Regions from separate parts of the Homo sapiens genome. Here region 1 is linked to region 2. A link is a loop called in an ENCODE intact Hi-C map of the cell type or tissue named here. Cell type or tissue: CD4-positive, alpha-beta T cell. All regions are shown on one strand. Links, peaks and the distances in the headings refer to the core of each region. The heading gives the core; the rest is flanking DNA.

Region 1 (11,844 bases), core at 4,481-8,480, 170 kb before region 2:
CTGGGGCTGTCAGGACACATCTCTCACAACTGCTTCTCCCTGCTCCATCTTCCTCTTCCCCCTTCCATCTTCCTCCTCCCCCCTCCATCTTCCTCCTCCCCCCTCCATCTTCCTCCTCCCCCTACAACCCTCCCAGGGAAGGGGGGGCATTTTTCCACTTCCTCTTGATAGCGCATCTCCCATGTGGACTTTCATGATTAAATCTACCAAGGTTGGCCAGGTGCGGCGGCTCACGCCTGTAATCCCAGCACTTTGGGAGGCTGAGGCGGGCAGATCACCTGAAGTCAGGAGTTCCAGACCAGCCTGACCCACATAGCGAAACCGCATCTCTACTAAAATAAAAATTAGCCAGGCATGGTGGCGCATGCCTGTAATCCCAGCTACTCGGGAGGCTGAGGCAGGAGAATTGCTTGAACGTGGGTGGCAGAAGTTGCAGTGAATTAATGGGTGCAGCACACCAACATGGCACATGTATACATATGTAACAAACCTGCACGTTGTGCACATGTACCCTAGAACTTAAAGTATAATTAAAAAAAAAAAAAGAAGTTGCAGTGAGCCGGGATCACTCCATTGCACTCCAGCCTGGGCGACAGAGTGAGACTCTGTCTCAAAAAAAAAGTCCACCAAGGTTGAGCCTTGATCTATTAGAGGACGAGCTTCAGGATAAAATCAAAATCATTCCTTTTCTTTTTTCCATAAAGGCTTGCATTTGAGCCTCTGGTCTTGCTAAATGGGTTAAGGAAAGTTAAGAAAGTCTCTCAAGGGTGCCTCTGTCCCAGGCAGTACCTGCCCTTCTTTCCCTGGGCAATGAGCTTCATGGCTCAGCCTTGGGGAGGAGAAGCTGAAAGAGTGTGATTTACAGGGAAAATAAAAATATGTGGATTTAATATTTTTCCTCTTGCATATTTTATCTCAGTTTGGCACTTGTATTTTTACTTTGTTTATGATGTCTTTCAAGGACAAGCTTTTTAATATTTATGGTGTCAAATCTGTCAGCTTTTCCCTAATGGCTTCTGGGTTTGGTGCCCCGCATTGGAAATCTTTCTCCACCCTAAGACCGAACATAACTTTTAATGGCTGCAAAGCATGCCATTGTGCAAATATGCAAATAAGCCCTAATTTATTTACAGATGAATATTTAGTGTGTTTCTACTGTTTAAGTCATAATAAATAATGCAGCAAACATCTCTGTAAATACATTTTATCTTCTGCAATGCACAGTTTCTTTAAGGATAGATTCTTAGGGAATCCATGGGCCTTTTTCACCATTTTAAAAGCCTTTACAACAATGAAAGAATTACCTCTTACAAAGCTGCACAGGTCAACTAAAATGTCAATTTTCTTTTGCATAGAATTGCACCTGCTCAGTGTGGTTATATTGCATTTCAGGTTGACTAAAAGCTCTGGTAGTTACAAATGACTTTGATTAATAAAAATATGAAAAATTATGAGTTAAAAAATGCCACTTGTCTGATAGACTAAAACTTTCCGAAGACCGAGGGGGAACTTAATAAAACTGTTTTCTTTCTTTCTTTCTTTCTTTTCCAGACAGGGTCTTGCTCTGTCACCCAGGCTGGAGTGTGGTGGTGTGATCACTGCACACTGCTCACTGCAGTCTTCACCTCCCAGGCTCAAGCGATCCTCCTGCCTCAGCCTCCTGAATAGCTGGGACTATAGGCACGTGCCACCATGCCCGGCTAATTTTGTATTTTTTGTAGAGACAGGGTTTTGCCATTTTTTCCAGGATGGTCTCAAGCTCCTGGGCTCAAGCGATCTACCCACCTCAGCCTCCCAAAGTGCTGGGATTACAGGCATGAGCCACCACACCCGGCCAAAAGTGTTTTGTATTGTATAGAGATGTCCAGAGAAGAAAAAGACCATTTCAGGGATAACCAGTTAATTCCCAGGAATCAGGTTCTAGATTTCTTATTCACATTATCAGCCCTTCATTTAAACAAATACAGTCAACATCACCATCATCACATCCCCACCACCATCCTCACCATCACCCACCCCATGCACCTGGCTTCACTCATAGAGAACCCATCTCTCCCCTCACTGGAGCTTGAGCTGTACAAGAGAGATTCCACCACCCCAAGCTCATACATGAGAAAACAGAGTTTCAGTGATGTGGAACTGGAAGAGTGGGCTTCTGAATTTGAAGCTAGTGTTTTATTGATAATAAGAAAGTTAAGTTTCTAAATTAAGAAATTAGGTGCTAGAGGCTCGGCGCAGTGGCTCATGCATATAATCCCAGCACTTTGGGAGGCCGAGGCAAGCGGATCACCTGAGGTCAGGAGTTCGAGACCAGCCTGGCCAATGTGGTGAAGCCCTGTCTCTACCAAATATACAAAAATTAGCTGGGCGTGGTGGCGTGCGCCTGTAATCCCAGCTACTCCGGAGGCTGAGGCAGGAGAATCGCTTGAACCTGGGAGGCAGAGGAGTATAGGGCACAGGAGGAGCAATTAATTCCAATTGAGGGAAATCTGGAAACGTCTGCCTGATTTCTCTCATTGGGGATCAGAAAACAAAATGAGCCTAAATGAAGGCCTCAGATGCAAAAGTTTTTCTCTGATCTTCTCCTGTCCTCCTGTCTCTGGCCCCTCATTCTCCCCTGCAGCTAGCCCTAGAAACTAGAATCTTTCTTCCCCAAGACAGATCATAGAAACCAGAGATGTGGCCGGGCCCAGTGGTTCACGCCTGTAATCCCAGCACTTTGAGAGGCCGAGGCATGTGGATCACCTGAGTTCAGGAGTTTGAGACCAGCCTGGCCAACATGGTGAAACCCCATCTCTACTAAAGATATGAAAAATGAGCCAGGCATGGTGTTGGGTGCCTATAATCCCAGCTACTCGGGAGGCTGAGGCAGGAGAATCACTTGAACCTGGGAGGTGGAGGTTGCAATGAGCTGAGATGGCAACACTGCACTCCAGGCTGGGCAACGGAGAGAGACTCCGTCTCAAAAGATAAAACAAAAAGAAATGATCTAACCTACTGTTTTTTTCTTGTTTGTTTGTTTTGTTTTGTTGAGACATGAGTTTCGCTCTTGTTGCCCAGGCTGGAGTGCAATGGCGCAATCTCGGCTCACTGTAATCTCTGCCTCCTGAGTTCAAGTAATTATCTTGCCTCAGCCTCCTGAGTAGCTGAAATTACAGGCATGTGCCACCACACCCGGCTAATGTTGTATTTTAGTAGAGACAGGGTTTCACTATATTGGTCAGAATGGTCTTGAACTCCTGACCTCAAGTGATCCACCCTCCTCAGCCTTCCAAAGTGCTGGTGTGGGATTACAGGTGTGAGCCACCGTGCCTGGACTACTTTGTTTGATTGTAGTTCATAGGACCCCATTCCAAAGAGGGGCCCTGCCCCATCCCCAGAAGGAAAGGTCAGGAGTTTGAGACCAGCCTGACCAATATGGTGAAACCCCGTCTCTACTAAAAAATACAGAAATAAATTAGCTGGGCGTGGTGGCGCGCACCTGTAGTCCCAGCTACTAAGGAGGCTGAGGCAGGAGAATCGCTTGAACCTGGGAGGCAGAGGTTGCAGTGCGCCGAGATCGCACCACTGCACTCCAGCCTGGCGACAGAGAGACTCCGTCTCAAAAACAAAAACAAAAAACAGCTTCTCTTGTATCTTTGGGTTGTCATTCTAAAGGCTCCCATGTCACATAAACTGTGATCAAATAAATTTGTATGCATTTTTTCCCGTTAATCTGCCTTTTGTCAGTGATTTTTAGTAAACCTTCAAAGGAGGCTTTCCCTTGACTCCTACACTCTCCTTGAAATAAGTAACTTCTACGGTTTTGCGAGAATCTTTTTTCTTACAATAGGAATGTATGTTTACTGAAGAAAATTCAGGAAATAGAGATAAGCAAAAAGTAGAAAATTTAGATCGACTAGAATCCCATCTCTTAGGGAAAAACATAGTTGGTGTTTTCTTGTTTTTTGCATCTTATTTCCTGCATATGTATATGTGTTTGTGTGTTTGTGTAAGAAACACATTTTTCAAAGAACCAAAATGGGCTCATCCCACACCTACTGGTTTTCCCTTTACCGTACAATCTAAAGCTAGCTCTACATCAATAGCAGGAGCCAGGGGGCTTGTGAGAAGAGCAGAATGTCAGGCCCGAACCGGAATCTGCATTTTCGTAAGCCCCCTAGAGGATTCCTGTGCCCCACACACTCTGGGGAGCATCGCCATTTTTAATGGCCACAGAGTCTCCCAAACAGGGCTAGACCGTGATTCACTCATTGCATCTCTCGGTGGTGAGGATTTTCCCTGTAACAAGAAGCTGGTCCCTCTGGGATCTCTGGGCTCTTCAGACCCTCCCCCTCAGTCCGTGCCCAGGAGACTCCAACAGCTGGGCAGGCGGCGTCCTTGCCCGTCCTCCACGGGCGAGATGCGCTGTCCACCTCCGCCCTCCTCTTGCTCCACCTGGCCAGAGGCCTGGGCTGCGCGCTCCCCGCGCTCCTGCGCAGGCTCTACTGGGAGCCCCTCCAGGGCGCAGTCCGGACCTGACGGGCAAGCCCTGACCTGCCTTTCATCCCGCTGATGCTCGCGCCCAGCTCCCTGTGAATACCCACTGATTGCCCCCGGAGTCTCCCCGTTAGGCCCTCCCGCACCTCTTACCCCTTCCTCCCCTTCCTGGCCTCCCCAGCTCCCTCACCCGCCTTCTAGAAGCATCCTCCCCCTTCTCACCCACCTCTCTACTCCTCCCTTCCCGACTTCCTCAATTCCCACCTCCCCCCCAAATTCCAGTCCTCTCCCTGGGAAAGAGAAAGCGGCCGGGGTCCCACCCTGGCTGTGTGTGGCCCGCGGTGGGGTGGGGCAGCCTGCCAGCCGCCAGGTAGCGCGAATGGAGCGCGGGGCGCCGCGCGCTGCGGGCGGGTGAAGCCGGAATCGGGGCGGCGGCTCGGCCCCCGGCCCCCGGCCCCGGGGAGCCCAGAGCGACTAGTCGGGCAGGAAAAGAATGACGGTGACGTGACCACTCTGACCCCGAGGACTCTCTGGGCTCTGGCGGGCGCTGGGCTCGGCGGATCTGAGTGCGTAGGAAGGGCGATGGGCGCTCAGTCCCCGAGGATCACCTGCGGGACCCTTTGGGGGCACCTGCCGGAGCAGCTGGCCCTGCGACGGGTCCCACCGCGCCCTCAGCAGCAAGGCGGTTCTCCCTTTATAGAGGTTTTACGTGCGTTTGTGGGGGGTGTTCTCAAAACAATACAAATAAGCTTCCATTGTCACCGATCAAAATAGTAAGGGCTTTTTAAAAGGAAACTGTTTAGGGCTGACAGAGCTACAGAGGAAGTGGAGTGATCCGGGCACAGTCAGGGACGGGGGAGGGGGGCGGAACTGGTCTAGCTGTTTTGGCAAAATGTAATAATACAGAGTTAGAGTCTTTGAATGCTCACACTGTTTGATATTGTGGTTCTAGTAGTGGTCATGCATCAGAAGAAATAATCCCAAATATTCCCCCAAAGCTTTTATGGACACAGACATTCTTTGCACTGAAAAATGAGAAAAAAAATTATCTAAAATTGGAATCAACTAGTTGGGCACTGATAAATACATTATGGTGTATCCACAGTTGTGATATCATTCTGTCATTGATAACATTTCTGAAAAGTTTTCGATAGTATAAGGAAATTTTCTCATTCTGTAAAAGGCACAAGGTGAGTTTGTATACACAAGATAATCACAAGTATATAAACTAAGCATAGTGGAAAGACTGGAAGAAATACATTTTAAATAGGAATGGGTGCTTTTTTTTTCTTTTGAAAAAACTTTTTTATGAACTATTTCAGATACATATCAAGGTATAGAGAAGAACTTACCCATCAATAATCATGGGGAATGGAGCAACCTCACTGCTGAAGCCCCTTAGGGACCCTCTTCACCACCTTCCTCACCCTCATCCCTGAGGTGACTTCTCACTATCTTTATTACATATGAGTGGATTCCTAAACATTATATAAGTATTTCAAACTTGACATATATGACAAAGTATTATGCACACTCCTTTGACTTGCTTTTTTAAGTCAACTTGGTGCTCTGGGGATTCATCCATGTCGACTCATGTTGATGAATCTGGCTCTGGTTCATTCAGTAAATATGACTTAATATTTCTCAAAAACGTAGAGCAGAGCCTGGCACATGGCACTACATATGTTTGTTGTTTTTTAAGAAATAAAAAATCATTTTCACTGCAGTATAGTAGACTTGTTAATATCATACTAAATGTATTGATCCATTCTCCTGCTGTGAAAATTTAGAATGTTTCCATTTTGTTCTTATTACAAACAGTGCCGCGATGAACATTCTGGTCTGTGTCTTCTTGTGCACATGTGAGTTTCTATGGAGTGCACCTAGCATTGGCCACAGACATTGCAAGGGATGCCTAACTTCAGTGCTACAAATTACTGCCCAGTCGTTCTCCAAAGCGATCTTGCCAGCAGCAGATGAGTCATTGTAGTAACACTCCCAGCCCTCAACACTGCCTCTCATCACGTCAGTTCTTTTCCAGTGTAATGGGTGTGGTTACTTCTCATGGTTTAAATTTGCATTTCCCTAATTACCATGGGGTTAGAGGTCAGGCATTTGTTCCTATGTTTATTGGTATTTTTTATACTGTAAAGTCTTGATCATAACTTTTTCCTATTTTTCTATTGGTTGTTGACATTTTCTTGTTGGTTTTTAAGAATTCTTTATAAATTTTGTATCTTAATCTTTCATCAGATGGATGAGTTGCAAATATTGTCATTCACTCCATGGCTTATCTTATAACTATTTGTGATGTCTTTCAAGACACAGAAAATTTACATCTGCACATATTCTAATTTACCTCTTTCTTTAAAGTTTGTACTTTGGTTGACATGGTTAAAGTACCTTTTCCTCTTCCAAGATATAAGTTTCCCTACACTTTCTTCTAAAAGTTTTTAAATTTTGTCGTTTTATATTTGGTCTTACATCTATCTGGATTTGATTCTTTGTAAAGGTGTGGTGGAGAGATCATCTTTCTCCTTGGATAATAATTGTCAAAGCATTTATTGGACAGCTCATCCTTTTCCAGTCATCTGCAATGCTGGCTTTGCCATAAATCAAATTTCCCAGTAAGTGGTGGTCTGTTTCTGGGTTCTCTATTTTGTTACATTGTTCTGTCCTCTAGCAATACTGCACTCTCACATACTATAACTTGATAATAAGTCTTGATTTCTGGATGAGCATGTATTCATACATTTTTTTTTCAAGACTATCTCAACTATTTGGAGTTCTCTGCATTTTCATACATATTTTAGAATTAGCTTGTCAGTTCTATAAACATTTTGTTGGGATTTTGATTTAAACAATGACTTCCTAGGTTAATTTAGGGAAACTGACATCTTCATGATATTGAGTCTTCCTATTGATAACCATGGAATATGTCTCATTTATTTAGGTCTTCTTCAAAATCCTTCAATAAAGTTTTTCATATATATCTAACATCTTTTGTTACATTTATTCCTAGATACTTGATTTCTATAAAATTTCAGCAGTCTCCAGGATTTACTTTCATAATTGGAAAACAACACCTTTACGTATGGTTTTAATTGTAAACCTTTTCAGTTATAATCCTTAAAAGTATTTAATGATTTGTATCAACATGCAGATTGGGGTCATGGGAAGATGGCCTCTACAGTGAGTTTTCTCCAGTTTGACAAAAAGTATTAGAACCTTTGGAGAAAGGAAGAAAGCAGGAGAATTTTTATGCACTTAAGAATTTACAAAGTTTATGTGTGTGTAATAGAGAGGCAAATAGAAACGGAGACAGAGAGACAGAGCGAGAATATAGGGCAATAGATTTATAAAAAATGGAAAATGACATGAGCACAGTGTAGTCACGTTAGAAAGCTGAGGCAGGAGGATCACTTAAGCCTAGGAGTTTGAGGCTGTAGTGCACCATGATGGCGCCTGTGAATAGCCACTGCACTTCAGCCTGGGTAACACAGCAAGATCCCCATCTCTTAAAAAAAAAGTACAAAGCGTACAAATGGAACTCAGCTGCCCACCTGCCCACCTCAGGTTATCGGCTCCCCCACCAGCAGGCTTCCGCTGCTTACAGGTTCTTGTGTAGCCTTCCAGAAATATTGTAGTCTCCTACAATTATGCATATGATTATATTCTCTCCAAATCTATCCCATCCATTTTTTTGACACCAATTAAAGTATAAAATACAGTTCAGCACTTTGCTTTTCCCTTTGTAATCTTCCCATGTTAGTGCATAAAGTTTAGCTCATTTTAAAAATAACTACACAGTTCATTTTCCAGTTCCCTGTTAACTTGTGTCCAGTCTTTTGCAATAACAAACAACACTGCAATCATCATTCTTATACATACAGCTTTACAACAATGGGAGCATCCCTATAGGAATGGGCAGAGAATAAATGCATGTGTAATTTTGATAGACTGCCAAATCGCTCTCTAAAAAGATTGCAACAATTTACAATTCCAACAAACGCATGAGAATTGCCTATCTGCATTGCCCTCATTCACGCTAACACTTTATATTATCAAATTTTAAAATGAAGAACTTATTTTTTCTTTAATATGCATTTTCTTAATTATGGTTGAAATAGAACCCATCTTTTTGTATGTCTTTAAGCCATTTATACATCTTTTCTTGCTGTATGCTGATTTTCTTTTGGGCTGTATTTATTCCTATGTTGATAGTAAGAGCTAACTATATATTGAGGAAATTAGCTATTTATATAACATATGAGTTGCCGTATTTTTTCTAACTTTTCATTTTTTTTTACTTTTTTTGTTTTTTCCATACAGAATTTTGCTTTAATGTATTTGCACATGTTCTATTTTTCCTTTTTTGTCTTCTGAGTTTTGTCCTTTACTTAGAAAGGCTTTCCCCACTCCAAGAGTTCTATTTTTAAAATTGTTTCATCTTTTATTATAGTACTTTACATGCATTTTTATTGTGAAATGTACATTTTTTTAAAGTTAGCATACCAGTTCTATAAAAATCTTTGTTGGGAATTTTGATTAAAACAGTAACTTCATAGAACTTGAGGATAAGCGGTAAAAAAATAATAATAATAAAAAAGAAAAAGAAAAAAAAAACCCAGTAACTTCAGGGCCAGGCACGGTAGCTCACACCTATAATCCCAGCACTTTGGGAGGCCGAGGCAGAAGGATCATTTGAGGCCAGGAGTTCAAGGCCAGTCTGTGCAACATAGCAAGGCCCCATCTCTACAAAAATTAAAAAAAAAAAAAAACTTAGCCTGGCTTGGTGGCGTTCACCTGTAGTCCCAGCTGCTCCAGAGGCTGAGGTGGGAGGGTGGCTTGAGCCCAGGAGTTTAAGGCTGCAGTGAGCCATGCTCACGCCACTGCACTCTAGTCTGGGTGACAGGGTGAGATGCTATCTCAAAAACAAACAAACCAAAAAACCAGTAACTTCATAGACTAATTTGGGGAAGTAGACAACTTTATGATATTGAGTCTTCCTATTGATAAACATGGTATATATCTCTATATAGAAAACTAGGATTTTATACATACGCATATATATATACACACATATATATGGCTTATGATAAATATAAAGTGAACAGTTGTGTAACTACAACCCAGGTAGAGAAATAAAATATTGTCGGGCCGGGCGCGGTGGCTCACGCCTGTAATCCCAGCATTTTGGGAGGCCAAGGCAGGCGGATTGCGAGGTCAGGAGATCGAGACCATCCTGGCTAACACGGTGAAACCCCGTCTCTACTAAAAATACAAAAAAAATTAGCCGGGCATGGTGGCGGGCGCCTGTAGTCTCAGCTACTCAGGAGGCTGAGGCAGGAGAATGGCGTGAACCCAGGAGGTGGAGGTTGTGGTGAGCCGAGATCGCGCCACTGAACTCCAGCCTGGGCGACAGAGCGAGACTCCGTCTCAAAAAAAAAAAAAAACCATTGTCAACACCTTAGAACTGCTCCTCCTGCTCCATTGTGCCCCTTATAGACAATAATCTCCCTCCCCACCAGGGAGGGATTTCTAATTTCTGAAATGCCTGATTTCTGTAATAAACAGTATATGTATATCTCTAAACAATATATCTTAGTTTAAAAAAATATATTATTCAAATAGAATGAGGCTGGGTGTGGTGGCTCACGTCTGTAATCCCAGCACTTTGGGAGGCCGAGGCCGGCAGATCACCTGAGGTCAGGAGTTAGAGACCAGCCTGGCCAACATGGTGAAACCCCGTCTCTACTAAAAATACAAAAATTAGCCAGGCATGGTGGTGCACACTTGTAGTCCCAGCTGCTTGGGAGGCTGAGGCCCGAGAATAGCTTGAACCCAGGAGGCAGAGACTTCAGTGAGCTAAGATCGCACCACTGCACTCCAGCCTGGGCAACAGAACGAGATCCGTCTCAAAAAAAAAAAAAAAAAAAAGAATGAGATGATGCTGTATTTGTTTTAATCCTTTGCTCCTTTCTCTCTGTATTATGTTTGTGGGATTATTTCCTGTTGTTACACGTGGCAATAATAGTGAGCTACAAATCAGTGCTATATTTGGTATATCAACCTTGGAGCCAGCATTCTTGTTAAATCCATTCATTAAATTAAACATATTATCTTTAGATTGTTCTAGAATGTTTACATACACAGTCACACTGCCTACAGCTAATGATAGTTTTATTTCCTTCTTTTAAATAATACAATTTTTATTTTATTTTATATATATATTTTTTGAGATGGAGTCTCTCTCTGTCCCCCAGGCTGGAGTGCAGTGGTGCAATCTCAGCTTACTGCAAGCTCCGCCTCCAGGGTTCACGCCATTCTTCTGCCTCAGCCTGTGGAGTAGCTGGGACTACAGGCGCCTGCCACCATGCCTGGCTACTTTTTTATATTTTTAGTGGAGACAGGGTTTCACCGTGTTGGCCAGGATGGTCTCAATCTCCTGACCTCGTGATCCACCCGCCTCAGCCTCCCAAAGTGCTGGGATTACAGATGTGAGCCACCGTGCCCGGCCTAAATAATATAATTTTTTATGTCTTTGTTTTGCCTTCTCTCACCGGCTTCGATATACAATAATATGTTAAGTGGAAATAGTGAAATTGAGCATCCTTGCCTCATTCCTGACCTAAAGGTGAAAAGTTTCAGCATTGTACCATTAATTATGATGTTTGTGATAAGTTTTTTTTGTAGGTAACCTTACTGTATTAAGGAAGTTTCCTTATATTACTAGCTTGATAGGAGGTTTTTGTTTGTTTGTTTGTTTTTGTTTTGTTTTGTTTTGCCACAGCCCTAGGGTCTAAGGGATGATAGACTAATAACTACAGATATTAAGAGAAAGGACAGGGACCTATGAATCTTATACACAGGTAAAAGACCACTTACCTGTCAAGTAAAAGAAAGATGCCAAGAATAACCAAATAAGAAATGAATCTAGAGACTTCAACAAAAGGAAATATGAGAAAGAAAGGGAGACAGTTACTGAGAAATGATGTTTGCATTATATATTGTTAGATTTAAATGGATGAGAATAGTGCGAAAATTTGTAATATGAGTGTGAAGTAAGAACGGTTTTATCATAAGGGACAAACTTAATATTAGTTATAAGTCAGGAACACTGAACCGTCTTTGAAAAAAACAAGGAGTTGAGAATATTTGGGAACAGTGAGGAAGCAAAGGTGTTTTAAAGGATTTATCTCACTGGGAGGAGGGCGCCCAAGCAGTGAGCACCTGGGGGTGTGGCAGCAGGTTGTTGCCATGTTTTGATACAACAGTAAATAAATCTAGTTTTGATTAGGAAAGCCCATGAGTGCTTCTAATTTAACAAAGGGGGAGAAAGAAATGAATAGTAATGAAAATACA
Region 2 (8,037 bases), core at 1,605-5,604:
AACTGCAGGCTGGGGAATGAAGGAGTCCCTCCTGGTGGAAGAGGAGGCCAGGCCAAGGTCAGGGCGGGCCCCCTCCCGACTCACCGCCTGCCCCACCCCGCAGGGCCCTTTTGTGCATATCGCAAGCATGTGTGCTGCCCTTCTCAGCAAGTTCCTCTCCCTCTTTGGGGGTATCTATGAGGTAAGGGGAACCCTGGGGCAAGTAGGGGGCAGAGGCTGCTGAGCCCACAGCTGACCCCCTCTTGCCACCACTCTCGCCAGAATGAATCCCGGAACACAGAGATGCTGGCTGCCGCCTGTGCCGTGGGGGTGGGCTGCTGCTTCGCGGCACCTATTGGAGGTAGGCAGGGCTCCTAGGTCAGTCCAGCCCCACAACCCTGCCCTTGGCCTCTCCTCCTTGGCCCCTCTTATCTGGGTCTGAGGCCTTAGGCCAGGCCCAGGCCTCAAGTGCTGGTCTCCCTCCCCCTCACAGGCGTCCTCTTCAGCATCGAGGTCACCTCCACCTTCTTTGCAGTGCGGAACTACTGGCGGGGCTTCTTCGCTGCCACCTTCAGTGCCTTCATCTTCCGGGTCTTGGCAGTCTGGAACCGGGATGAAGGTGGGGGCACCCAGGGGATGAGGGCAGCCCGAGATGGTGCCAGGTAGGGGGCCCACGAGGCTAGGCCTGCCTCCCTCTGCTGTTCTTCCCTTTAGAGACTATTACAGCCCTCTTCAAAACCCGATTCCGGCTCGACTTCCCCTTTGACCTGCAGGAGCTGCCAGCCTTTGCTGTCATTGGGTGAGGAGCTGAGGGGGCTGGGGGTATCAGAGAGGAGGGGGGTTTCTAGAAGGCTCCTTTTCACTCAGGTGCCTCTTCCCTTTCCAGTATTGCTAGTGGCTTCGGTGGAGCCCTCTTTGTCTACCTGAACCGGAAGATTGTCCAGGTGATGCGGAAGCAGAAAACCATCAATCGCTTCCTCATGAGGAAGTGAGTGGCTCTCGGCTCCTCTCCAGGCTGCTTTGAGTTGTATAAGGGCCACAGTAGGTCAGGGGACAGTGATGGGGAGAGAATGGCCCAGTCAAAACAGGCACTTCACTGAGAAATCAGCCAGCAGTGTTTTCCAGGCTGACTGAGCATTTTTATATTCATATGAATTACCTGAAAATTGGCATTTTTAAGTTTATAGTCAGCGGTAGAGGACATTTGGGAATCAAAGACTAAGGCCTCCTCAGGTCCTCTGGGCTGGCCCATATAGGAATGCTCCCTGGAGAGTGTTTGAGCCTCAGGTTCCCCCCATGACCCATGGGGATAGATGAGATCTCTTTTTTTTTTTTTTTTTTGAGACGGAGTTTCACTCTTGTTGTCCAGGCTGGAGTGCAATGGTGCGATCTCGGCTCACCGCAACCTCCGCCTCCTGGGTTCAAGCGATTCTCCTGCCTCAGCCTCCCAAGTAGCTGGGATTACAGGCATGCACCACCACGCCCGGCTAATTTTGTATTTTTTAGTAGAGACAGTTTCGCCACGTTGGTCAGGCTGGTCTCGAACTCCCGACCTCAGGTCTGCCCACCTTGGCCTCCCAAAGTGCTGGGATTACAGGCGTGAGCCACTGTGCCCGGCCGAGATTTTTTTTTTTTTAATCTCCAGAACACAGCTCTCTCAGTGTGACCCTGAGGATTGGGAGTGGGGAGGGCGAGACATGACTTCCCTTGGGACTGACATCCTTCAGAGAGAGGGCAGCCAGCTGAACCTGCTCCCTACGCACCTCTGGTCAACTTTACAAGTGACCCCAGCTTCCCCCAACATTGACCTTCACTCTAAGTCACTGCAGAGAGACAAAGAGAGGCAGAAACTTCTCCACCCCATCACACAATATGCCCTGATGGGCTTCTGAGGGTGGAGGGTGGAATAACAACTCGGAGGGCCCCAAGGGAGGGCTTGGAGGATGGACTTTCTGCTGCTGCTACCCACCTACAGAGTCAGGGGCTGACAGAAAGGTCTTTGGGTCAGACCCCTGCTCTTAGAATAACCCCAGTCCACCATCAGCCTTGGGGCTATCGTATCATAAACAGCAAAGGAGACCTTCTGTCAGGACTGAGTGTTTTCATGAAAGAGCCAAGGCTCTGCTCTGACCTCAGCCCTGAGATATGCGAGGCCACCCAGCCCTTGGCCACCCACGACTGATGTGAAACCTACGACTCTAGACGCCTGCTCTTCCCGGCTCTGGTGACCCTGCTCATCTCCACGCTGACCTTCCCCCCTGGCTTTGGACAGTTCATGGCTGGACAGGTAACCACAGGCAGAACAGGAGTTTTGTGCTTTCCCTTGGAAGGCATTCCTCCAAAGCCAACAGCCCCAGTGTGACTGTGGGACCCCTTGTTCCCCGTGGGATCCCATGGCCTCTTCCCTTCATCCTGTCGGTTTCCCAGCCTGAGGCACCCTGTTCACTCTAGCTCTCACAGAAAGAGACGCTGGTCACCCTGTTTGACAATCGGACGTGGGTCCGCCAGGGCCTGGTGGAGGAGCTAGAACCACCCAGCACCTCACAGGCCTGGAACCCACCACGTGCCAACGTCTTCCTCACCCTGGTCATCTTCATTCTCATGAAGGTGGGCTCCTCACGTGTACACTGCTAACCTTTACATAGCTTGCCCTTCTAAGCACCTGCCACGCAGTGCTCACTCCTCGAAGCCTCTCCACAGTGCCATGGGAAAGGCACTATTATCACCCCCGTTTGAAAGATGGGGGAGTCGAAACACAAGTAGCTGGCCCAAAGTCACACAGCTAGAGGGCAGAGCGATGATCTGAACCCAAGCCATCTGCTTCCAGAGTCCTTCCCCTTGCCATCACCTGGGAGGCCTGGGGGTCCCAGGGTAGCTAGGAGGGTTACGGGGTGGCTGGGAGGGTTACGCCCACCTGATCAGCGAGGTAGACTTCTCCTGGGTGGCGCTGTGGGCTGCCTGGGGCCAGGTGGAGCCTCTTCGCCTTTGAACCACCCCCTGCCTGCAGTTCTGGATGTCTGCACTGGCCACCACCATCCCAGTTCCCTGTGGGGCCTTCATGCCTGTCTTTGTCATTGGTGAGTTCTCAGCTGCCTGCTCACCCAGCCTGCACCTTCCTCAGCCTCTGGCCACCCCCCCAGCCAACCCTCTGCCCAAGAGCGGGTTTTTGGTCCAGCCCTAGCCCGAACCCTGACCCCACAGGGCTGTGCCCTACACTGAATGACCCGTTGGCCCCTCCCTCACCCTCTGACCCTCTCTCTTCCTAGTGCCCCCTGCCCTCCCCCTCCACTGCCTCTTTCTCTTCCCACCCCCCTCCCTGAAGGAGCAGCATTTGGGCGTCTGGTGGGTGAAAGCATGGCTGCCTGGTTCCCAGATGGAATTCATACGGACAGCAGCACCTACCGGATTGTGCCTGGGGGCTACGCTGTGGTCGGTGAGTGCCTCAGGTCCCATCGGCCTTGGGAGACCCCCCCACCCACGCCCCAGCCACAGGGTCCGAGACTCTGGTGCCCCCTGCTGGCAGAAACCAGGCTTCCCTCAGATGCACAGGTCCAATCCCAGGACTGTATTGGGCAGCCCTGAGGGACCCACTCAGGACCTGCCCTGGTTGTGGAGGGTCTTCTGGGACCTGGGCACCCTGAGGAGACTGAGTGTGACTGTCCCCAGGGGCAGCTGCGCTGGCAGGAGCGGTGACACACACAGTGTCCACGGCTGTGATCGTGTTCGAGCTCACAGGCCAGATTGCCCACATCCTGCCTGTCATGATCGCCGTCATCCTGGCCAACGCTGTCGCCCAGAGTCTGCAGCCCTCCCTCTATGACAGCATCATCCGAATCAAGAAACTGCCCTACCTGCCTGAGCTCGGCTGGGGCCGCCACCAGTACGGAGGGCTGGGTGCCAAGGGGGCTGTGGGTGAAGGGCAGAGGGCATCCTAGATCCCCCTACAGCCACCTCTAGCAAGGTCCTGGAGCCTACGAAGCTGGGAGATGAGCCACCTTCGTCCACACTCTGGAGGGGCTGTAGCTGGCCCCTGCTGTTCAGAAAGAAGGGTGGGAGCACCCCTTGGTCCTTAGCTCCCGTCCCCATGGATGGGCTCTGGAGCCCTCCTTGTGGCCCTGGGATGGCAATGCTCTGGGCACCTCTCCCCATGCTGACCACAAACCAAGCGCCTCTCTCGGCCCCCAGGCAGTACCGGGTGCGTGTGGAGGACATCATGGTGCGGGATGTTCCCCATGTGGCCCTCAGCTGCACCTTCCGGGACCTGCGTTTGGCACTGCACAGGACCAAGGGCCGAATGCTGGCCCTAGTGGAGTCCCCTGGTGAGGCCAGGAGGGGTCCCAGGTGCTAGGGGCATTGCCCAGGGTCGAAGCTTCGGGAAGGGGCAGGGAGCTCAGGACCAGTCTCCTTGGTTCCAAAGGGAATGGACCAGCACTTGCCAGGTGGGGGCTTCCCTCTGGTGTGTGGCCTGCATGCAAGGCCCCCCACTCTGAGTGTGAGAGAAGGACGGGGCTGGAGGGCTCCCTCTCAGCTCCTGAGTCCTTCCACCTGTTCTGTCCAGAGTCCATGATTCTGCTGGGCTCCATCGAGCGTTCACAGGTGGTGGCATTGTTGGGGGCCCAGCTGAGCCCAGCCCGCCGGCGGCAGCACATGCAGGAGCGCAGAGCCACCCAGACCTCTCCACTATCTGATCAGGAGGGTCCCCCTACCCCTGAGGCTTCTGTCTGCTTCCAGGTGAGGGGAAAAGCCACAAACGCTTCCTAAATGTCATTGTGTAGACTGATTGGGAGGGTGGTCTGGGGCCGTGGCCTCACCAGCCCCTTCCTGCCTATGCAGGTGAACACAGAAGACTCAGCCTTCCCAGCAGCCCGGGGGGAGACCCACAAGCCCCTAAAGCCTGCACTCAAGAGGGGGCCCAGTGTCACCAGGAACCTCGGAGAGAGTCCCACAGGTAAGCCCATGTCTCCTGTGTCCACAGAGCCTCAGCCAAGCTACTGAGATCCATTAGAGTCCCTGCCCAGCCCTGTTGCTGGGGTACATCCCAGCTGGAAGAGGCTGCCCACATGGGCCAGGGCTGGAACTGGGATACCTCTCCCTGTGTCTTCCTTACCTTTCCTGGTCCTCTCCCCAAAAGATGACATTGCCCCCTGGGGCCTTATGTTTGGGAACACAGGGAGCGCAGAGTCGGCAGGCATCGCCCTCCGGAGCCTCTTCTGTGGCAGTCCACCCCCTGAGGCTGCTTCGGAGGTGAGTGGCTGGAGCCTGTCCTCCTAGCTTGCTTTTTCCCCAGCTCCCTCTCCAATGCTGAGACCACGTCATTAACCCTGCAGTGCCTGCCTCTATTCTCCCTGCCCTTCGGCCCTCCCTGCTGTCAGCTCAGGTCCTGTGGCGTGCCCTTTCCCCTGGGCTCCACCACTTCCCCTCACCTCCCCTCTCCCTATAACCTCAACTCCTCATCTTTCTGGTTTGGCTCTAACAAAACTGAAGAAGTTGGAATCCTGTGAGAAGCGCAAGCTGAAGCGTGTCCGAATCTCCCTGGCAGTAAGTATGCCTGCTCTTCTAGCATCTCGGCGGCACCGGGCAGGGAGGGCAGGGTCTAGGCTGGATAAACTCCAGAGCCCCTAGCTGCCAGCCTCCCTCCCTCTCTACTAGAGTGACGCGGACCTGGAAGGCGAGATGAGCCCTGAAGAGGTAAGGTGCCACTGGACTCTGGACCCTGTTTCTTCCTGGTTGTGTTCAATCATCATGTTGGCTGCTGTCCCCATGGGAGGGACCACGGGGTTGGAAAAAGGGCAGGCCAGCTTTCAGGGAGGTGAGGTCAGCTACAGGCACCTTCTCCCTAAACCTCATAGTCTCTTCCCCTCAGATTCTGGAGTGGGAGGAGCAGCAACTAGATGAACCTGTCAACTTCAGTGACTGCAAAATTGATCCTGCTCCCTTCCAGCTGGTGGAGCGGACCTCTTTGCACAAGGTAGGGCCAGCAGCCTGGCCCAGGGCTGGTCTAGGCTCTCAGGACACAGTGGGGATCTTGGTCCCCCTACAAGTTTGGACTCAGGCCAGTGGGGAAGGAGGGAGGAGAAGGGAGTTGGCTCAGTGCGGAGATGTTTTTTAGACATACTGCTTGGATGATGGGAGGTGGGAGCAGCCTCCTCCTGCTCTGTGGTGGAGCCAGGCATCGTTTTTCCTCTGCTCAGCCTTGCCCTCGAGGGAACTCTGGACCAACGAAGCAACAAAGACAGGGATTGAGCTGGGTGGAAGCCAGAAGGCCAGGCCAGGGTCAGAGCTAGGCGGGAGGCCACCACAGCCCAGCAAGGTTGATACGCCCATGCGGAAAAAAACGGGTGAGAAACAGGCAGGATAAGAAAATGCAATAAACAAGCCAACAAACATCCAAGTAGGGGTGGGGAGACTGCAGAGTAGAGATAAACAAAGATGAGAAACACCCAGTGGGGGGCTTGGAATGCCAGACCCCAGAAAGTCTGCCTTAATGTGGGCCGAAGGAAAACTGGTACGGACGCGGGAAGATGGCTCAGCAGAACTGCAAAGCAGCCTGCAGAAATGCGGCGAGGAACTGAGCAGACTGCCTGGGGTGGGCGAGGCAGACCCCAGAGGAGGCCAGGAGCTCTCTGCGTCCAGGACTCCTAAGGGGGGCAGCCTGCATTGGTAAAATGGCTCCTGGGACCAGCAGAAGCCAAGGGGTGTTTTAGCTAAACTTTTGACAGGCATAATGTACAAGCCTTGAAGCGTTGGGGGGTTTGGGGGAGGGGATAAGCAGCAGGTAGATGTACCCAAAACCTGCAGCTTGGGCATTCAGCTTACACACAAGCTCTGCCTAAGAGCCAGTATAGCATGGACAAGCGGAGACTGAGGCAGGAAGCATAGGGGACAAAAGAGAAACAAAAAGGCAAAAATAAAGGAACTTAGAAGTCCTTGGATGAGTGGCAAACTGCAGTGCAGTTGCAAGAAAAAAGGTAATAGGCCTGAGAGGGCTTTTATCTAAAGCCCTTCTTCCCAAAACCTCTGAGGCCTTTCCACAATGATCTTACTCCTCAAACATCCATGATGATGATCATGCTGACATTTTTCGAGTGCTTGCTATGTGCGAGACACTGTGCTAAGCTCTTCAACTGTTTAATCATCACAAGCACGCACTTAGATATTGCGATCCTCCAGTTTTTATAGATAAGAAAACTGAGATTCAGAGAGGTTGAGCAAGTTGCACAAGGACACACAGCTAATAAGTAGCAGAACTGGCGCAGTGGCTTACACCTGTAATCCCAGCACTTTGGGAGGCTGCAGCAGGTGGATCACTTGAGGTCAGCAGTTCGAGACCAGCCTGGCCAACATGGTGAAACTCCATCTCTACTAAAAATACAAAAAATTAGCCAGGCGTGGTGGCAGGCACCTGTAATCCCAGCTACATGGGAGGCTGAGGCAGGAGAATTGCTTGAACATGGGAGGTGGACGTTGCAGTGAGCCGAGATCATGACACTGCACTCCAGCATGGGTGACAAAAGCGAAACTCCATCTCAAAAAAATAATAATAAGTAGCAGAACTGGGCCTGGAATCTAGGATGGTCTGACTCAAAAGCCTGTGGCCTTAACCATATTAATACACAGGGAAACTGAGGCATGCAGCGAGGAGGTCACGTGCCTGAGTCAGCACAGCAGAGTCAGGCCCAGAGCCCAGATTTCCTGGCCCTGCTCCCAGGATTCTTTCAGAAGGCCATGTTGTCCCTCTCCATGTCAGTTCACTGTTCCCAGGCCCAAGAAGTATGGGCCCTCCAATGGGTTCCATGATGTCTAATTGAATTAAATGAAAAAGAACAAAGTAGATATTTGTTACAAACTTAAAAATCAGAAGAGAAGAAGTCTTTGAGGAACCAACTAACAAAAGTACAAAGAACTAGAAGTGATAAGAACATAAAAGATTAGAATTCAAAATGTCCTTACAGGCCTGAGGAATCAATAGGTAGTCGCCCAATTAAGTTCAGGAGGGGAACATTCAGATAAGAGAGAGAAAACACTGGAGACTACTTAGGAACCCGTGCAACTGGAGAT

What was found. Peaks named below come from ENCODE experiments on the same cell type or tissue, not always from the same donor. Only the 100,000 strongest peaks of a DNase experiment are listed, where the experiment ranks them.
Region 1: it touches region 2 in a loop (2.7-fold over the local background); 10 of 110 quality-filtered maps call a loop at or near these places.

What each region holds. Positions count from the first base shown.
Region 1 is chr3:184,518,647-184,530,490 of GRCh38, reverse strand. The region is part of intron 6 of LINC01839 (long intergenic non-protein coding RNA 1839); the gene reads right to left. Among named protein-coding and RNA genes, the nearest start is that of LINC01840, 32 kb to the left of the region's middle. RefSeq lists enhancers at 3,888-4,690, 4,691-5,495. In CD4-positive, alpha-beta T cell, for the core only: no CTCF peak of the experiment used is centred there; DNase peaks (open chromatin) are centred at 4,990, 5,300 and 6,470; H3K4me3 peaks cover 1,024 bases; H3K27me3 peaks cover 302 bases.
Region 2 is chr3:184,349,923-184,357,959 of GRCh38, reverse strand. It overlaps CLCN2 (chloride voltage-gated channel 2), which reads left to right. Exons shown (of 24, transcript NM_004366.6): 6 at 104-181; 7 at 262-340; 8 at 473-598; 9 at 694-778; 10 at 866-967; 11 at 2,182-2,266; 12 at 2,431-2,586; 13 at 2,987-3,056; 14 at 3,302-3,412; 15 at 3,646-3,859; 16 at 4,165-4,298; 17 at 4,538-4,710; 18 at 4,813-4,927; 19 at 5,150-5,223; 3 more. Among named protein-coding and RNA genes, the nearest start is that of CLCN2, 7.7 kb to the left of the region's middle. In CD4-positive, alpha-beta T cell, for the core only: CTCF peaks have their summits at 3,285 and 3,503 (motif pointing left); a DNase peak (open chromatin) is centred at 3,489.